2 separate regions of the Homo sapiens genome follow, and region 2 is linked to region 1. The links are chromatin loops, found by intact Hi-C in ENCODE. Cell type or tissue: CD4-positive, alpha-beta T cell. All regions are shown on one strand. Each heading gives the region's core, and the rest is flanking DNA. Links, peaks and the distances in the headings are about the cores only.

Region 1 (2,928 bases), core at 322-2,821:
AAGGATATAACATTACATACCTACTGGAATACTTAAAATGCAAAATAAAGAAAATATTAATTATTGGTGAGACTGTAGCACAAACAGCACTCTCATATAGCACTGGAAAGAGTTTAAATTTGAAAAATCAGTTGGGAAAACAGCTTTAGTTTAGTTACTAAAGCCAAACAAGCATGACTTAGGGTCCAGCAATTCCACTCCCAGAAATATGTCCTTGGTCATGCGTAGATACTTTCTCCAAAAAAAGTGTAAAAATTTTCCTAGCAGTGCTATTTGTAACAGTTCTAAATTGGAGGTCACACAAATACCCATCGAGGAAGCGATGGATAAATAAATTATGGTATATCCAAGAAAATACTAGACAGGGATAAACATGAAGGATTTACTTACAACTATAGTTGTATGCAATAATGTGGGTGAATCTCACAAACAGAATGTTGATGAAAGAAACTGGACACAAAACAATTACATACTTTATGATTCCATGTATAGAAGTACAAAAACAGGTGAAACTAGTCTGTTGGCCAAAGTCAGAAGAAGGTTAGCATGTGGGAATGTTGGGTAGTGACTACAAAGAGACAGATGGGGTTCTGTGGTGTTGACAATGTTTCTGGATTTGGGTGTTGGTTGTATCAGTGTGTTTGGTTTGATATTCACCAAGTGATTCACTTACAATATGTGAGAGAACTGTTGTAAGAAAAACCTAGAAATCTAGGTTCCAGTCCTTGCTCTATCCTTTAATAAGTATCTCTAAACAACCACAAAATAGTAAATTGTTTGAGATTTATACATTAAGTGGAAAAACACAGTCTACTCTGCCTTTTCATAAGATTGGTTGGAAAAGCCAAATGGAATGAAGATCACTAGCCCTATTATATATGAAAGAATAAATATATGACATTAAGTAATCAATTATTAATAAAGTTACTTGAAATAATAAAAACAGCACTGATATATTATTTAAATTGGATAGGAATTCCTAAATTTGATAGGAAGATGTTTGATATAATTTAATTTAAGTATATAAAGGGTAATGTAACAATTCTCTGGCCATTTAGGGAAAATAAGTCAAAATTTATACCTTCCAAAATCAAAATGACTTAAGGTGAAGCAAACTTTCAAAATAAAAAATTAAAAGTAAAACAGAATCCAGGAAAAAAAGACTGAATTTTTTCTCATCATCTTAGACAGGAAAAAGCTTTTCTAAGCCAAACCACTTTAACTTTTTTCAATGAACATGTGTAACTTTTATGATACTGCATAAAACAGCTGCAAATTATTCTCATTTCTAGATTTAATATCTATATAACATCATTGGCATTTTCTTTGGAGCCACTGATTTGAAGATGATTGTCTAATTATAGTATAAAATATAGTCTTTCATTAATTCAACTGATCAAAATAAGATAAATGGCAGCTACTATGTGCCATAAATTTTTCTTGAGGTGAGGATGCAGCAATGGGTGAAATAAACAAATTCCTGCCCTTCTGGGGCTTACTCTCTGGTAGAAGAAAAACACAGGCTCAACTAAATTAATATTAGAGGGAAAAATATAAAACAGGGAAGGGAGATGGGAGTGCTGGAGCAGGGATGGAAGGGATTGTTAAGGGTCTGAAGTTTAAAATAGAGTGGTCAGGAAGAGGCTCACTAAATAGCTAATTTTTAAACAGAAATTTGAAGCATCAAGAGATGAGGACACACAGGGTAAAATGCATTTCAGGCAGAGGAAACAGGAAGGGCAAAGGCGTGGCACTAACTGAGTTCCGGAGGCAGGGCCAGCAGAGTTGCATAAAGCAGCAAGGGTGGGCAGATCACACAGGGCCTTCCCAATAGAGGAAGCTTAGCTTTTACTCTGAGTGAGGCAGGGAGCCACCTGAGGGGTTGAGGTGACGAATGCCATGATTCGGCCTTCTCAAGTTTTAAAGGGAGCTTCTGGGCTCCACAATTAGAGAGGATGGCTTAAAAAAATTCAAAATAGAGACAAATAACAATTATAATAAGAAAGTAGGAGAATATGAGATAAGAAGAAAGGGTAGAATTGCTTTCCTTCATTCATCAAATATTTATTGAATACACTGTTAGGTTCTGGTTAAGATTAAAAAGTGACTTAGATGTGGATACTGCCCTCACGGAGAATTTACATAAGGAGATAAAACATGAGCAGAAATGACCATAATACAAAGTAGAACACAATGAATAAAGGATAACTTTCTATGTGGGTGACAGGAAGGGAGAATTAAAGAAGTCTTCTTAAAGCAGTTGGCATTTTGCTGGCCACAAAAATATAAGCTTCTTGACAGCATGTGTTCTGTCTTTTGCTGACTGCTAAATTCCTAGCATTTAAAACAGTGCTTTGCACATAGTCTGTGATCAATAGATATGTGTTACCTGATGATAGAATGAATTTGTATATGCAGATATGTAGGGAGAAGGGTGTTCGAGCAAAGGGAACAACATAAACAGAAACACAAAAATAAAGAATATGAGTTTATTTCCTTGGTTCAGATTGACTGAAGCAAATGAGAACAGTGGGAGATGAAATTTTAGAACACAGAATGGGATTAGATCACACAAGACCTTGCTGGCCCTGGGGAAGTATCTTGACTTTTTTTCTATAAGAATTGGGAAGCTCCAAAAGCTCTGAATAGTGATAGGAGCAGAACATTGTACCAGAAAGATTAGTGTAATTGTACTGATAATTGATTGAGGGAGTCAACCAATTGATAGGTGGATGATATTGTACAAGCCTAGACAAAAGGTGATGAGGGCACCCATTAGTTCATCGCCACTTGGTCCCTTCATCATTAGTACTTCTCTGCCAGAGACATCTGTTTATTTGTATTGTAATTATTTTACTTGTCTCTCTCCTTTTCTTCACTAATAATGTAGCACATTTAGCACTGGAGCTAGACACTTCTAATTATCCC
Region 2 (2,928 bases), core at 155-2,654, 1.3 Mb after region 1:
ACCAAGGAGGAAAGGAGACATTTTTCACAATGTACCTTTTGAATCTGTGCTACCTGCACATATTTTGCATTCAAAGAATACCTACTTTTTAAAAATCCATGACTCTGCAAATGATATTTCAGTAACGCTCTTAAAGAAAAGAAAAAAATAAATGGCCAATACACATTTTTAAGTTTATTTTCCCTTTAAGTTATGGTAAAAATCAAAACTATTTTGGAGTAGGAAGTAAATGTAAATGTCTTTGTCCGTAATTATAGACTGGATAGTTAATTCCCAGCAGAACCATTGTCAGGAGGACCACCTTATCATGGATCTTTTAATGTGAGGTGCTGAGGTCAGCCTGTTGAAAGTAAGCTCAGTGGGTCTTTTCTCCTCATTGCATGAACTCATCTTCTCTGAGGGGCCCTAGTTCTGAGACAGGTGGTACTAAAGTTTCCTACTAGACGGTACTCATAGTGAGTGGGTCAGTGCAGACTGCACAACTGAAAGATGGGATGGTTACGTGCACGCGCATGATGATAGATGTTGGTGTAAGAAAAGGGGATTTTCGGGGATCTTTTCAGAGCTTGCAAGAATGGAAATTAAACCAAAGAAAGTAAGGACCTGTTCAAAGAGCAAACCTAAAACAAAAATAAGCCTAGGGCTGCAGGGTGTTGGAGGTCACAATATTTTGTGGGAAACTAATTGGCATTGTTTAATATCCCTGGGGATTAGTACAGAATTTGTGAAAGACAAAGGAACGTGGGTACTCTACAGAGCTGTATCCAGCCTCCTGAAAATTCTTTCTTTTTAGCCCTTTGGAGACCACACATAGAACACTGTCTTCGTCTGTTTGCATTTGGAGCTTAGCACAGTTTAAGATTGCCTCACACCATGAGAGTCTGTGATTTTAAGATGTTGTGTACTTGAAAGGAAATAACCTTACTTTCTTCTTTTCAAAATTGTGTTTTAATGCATTATAATCTAACACCATCTCCGTTCTGTGGCACTGTCTTGTCAGAACGAGTTTTGCATATATCAGCGGCTGGTGACTCATAGGGAGACTTCCTCTCTTGATAGATTCCCTTTACAGAGGCTGGACTTACGTATCTCTGCTGCCATCTTCTGGAAAGCTACACACCAAAAAGAAAAATATTTCATCTATTCCCAAAGAAGTACAAATGTGTGCTTCATGCCTTTGATGTTTGCCTTGACTCTAGTAAGGGGTCCTAAGATGGTATTTGATTCTCTCCTATTCTTTTAACACAGAATTTCAGAGCCGTGGAAGAAAAATAAATGCACATAATAGAATGCTTTTATAATAGATGCAGCCATGATAGAAAACAGGCACAAAGAAATCTTGGCTTCCATAGAGAGATCATCATCAAGCCTTATTTTAAGGGTCATTGCTTGTAGGTACCTACTGGCTCTCAACCTGATTGATCAGCAGCCACTGGAATATTCCGATTGCATTAGAAGCTGTTCATTTGCTTCCTTTTCATGCTTCCACAGAGAAAGTACACATACAGCCCCTTTTGAATGTGTTCATTATGGAAATATGGGAAAGCAAACTCAAACATCAATCAAATGACTACTGCACTGACATGATATTGAATGAGAGGCATGATGGGCCATTCACATAGCTCTCTGGTAGTACAGAGCGTCTAAGGGGGCTGACAGTGACTTACCTCAGCATGTATACCAGCAAAGAGAGGCCTCATCCCTTTCTAGACAGCAGTCTTATGTCTTATGAGTAGTTTACAAGTGTGGCATTTCTGGGGAGGTGTCAGTTTTACCCGAGATTCACATAACAGTCATTATTATCAGTATACTGGGAACTGCTTTAATTAACAAGGCGCTTACTACCCTCTTATTTTTCTACAGACTCTTACCACTTGTTAAACATCATAGCCCCATGGAGAAAACTATTTGTTGTGTTGTTGTGTTTACTGTGTACCAGAAACTGTGTTAAATATTCTTTATCTTATTATTTCTTCTTTGTAGATGCAAAAAAGCTCAAGCAAAGAGATGTTGGGATCACACAGATAATAAATGATCCAAGAGGCCTCAGACTCCGGGTCTCTCTACCTCAAAGGGTTCACTTCTAAACACTAATCTACATCTGGTATTTAAACATGTAAAGATCTAGTACACGATTTCACAGATTAAAATGTGCTATTCTTTTATATGTTGCCTAGGGCCAAGATTTTACTCATCCTAAAAGTAAATACTCAACACATATTAGTTGCAAGACAAAAATATGACTTCAATGTTAAGAATAGTTTAGCTATTATGCAATAGAAAAAAATTGGCTTATTGAATTTAGCCTCTATTAAATCTTTTTTTTTTTATTCTATACCTCCTTTTAGGCATTTAGGATAAGCTGATGACTAGAATTAAGTTAAAAGTGTGGCACCAAGCTCTCAAGCTTGAAAACATACCAAGGAGAATGTATTAGGTGACCATGTTTATTGTCAAATGAAAGGAAACCACCACACTGTTGGAAGTGGTGAACTTTCTCCTGGTGTTGAATTCTGAGAGGAATTTGCCATATGGCTACCTGGAATTTATATATGTATATATATATAGCGAGAGAGAGAGAGAGAGAGAGAGAGAGGTTTGAACTATAATTTTGCAAATAACAGGGAAAGTTTAAATAGTTTTCATTACATCAGTTCTTTTGCAAAAGATTGGGAATAAAGTGACCTTGTTAAATTTTTTCTTTTTCTTTTTTTTTGGAGACAGAGTCTCACCCTGTCACCCAGGCTGGAGTGCAATGGCACAATCTTGGCTCACTGCAACCTCCGCCTCCAGGGTTCAAACGGTTCTCCTGCCTCAGCCTCCCAAGTAGCTGGGATTACAGGTGCCTGCCACCATGCCAGCTAATTTTTGTATTGGTGGTTCACACCTGTAATCCCAGCACTTTGGGAGGCCGAGGCAGGCGGATCA

What was found. Peaks named below come from ENCODE experiments on the same cell type or tissue, not always from the same donor. Only the 100,000 strongest peaks of a DNase experiment are listed, where the experiment ranks them.
Region 2: it touches region 1 in a loop (5-fold over the local background); 7 of 110 quality-filtered maps call a loop at or near these places.

Annotation. Positions count from the first base shown.
Region 1 is chr6:162,732,532-162,735,459 of GRCh38, reverse strand. All of the region lies in intron 1 of PACRG (parkin coregulated), which reads right to left. Among named protein-coding and RNA genes, the nearest start is that of PACRG, 6.0 kb to the right of the region's middle. In CD4-positive, alpha-beta T cell, for the core only: no CTCF peak of the experiment used is centred there; a DNase peak (open chromatin) is centred at 1,769.
Region 2 is chr6:161,392,173-161,395,100 of GRCh38, reverse strand. All of the region lies in intron 9 of PRKN (parkin RBR E3 ubiquitin protein ligase), which reads left to right. Among named protein-coding and RNA genes, the nearest start is that of AGPAT4, 120 kb to the right of the region's middle. In CD4-positive, alpha-beta T cell, for the core only: a CTCF peak has its summit at 1,105 (motif pointing left); a DNase peak (open chromatin) is centred at 1,030.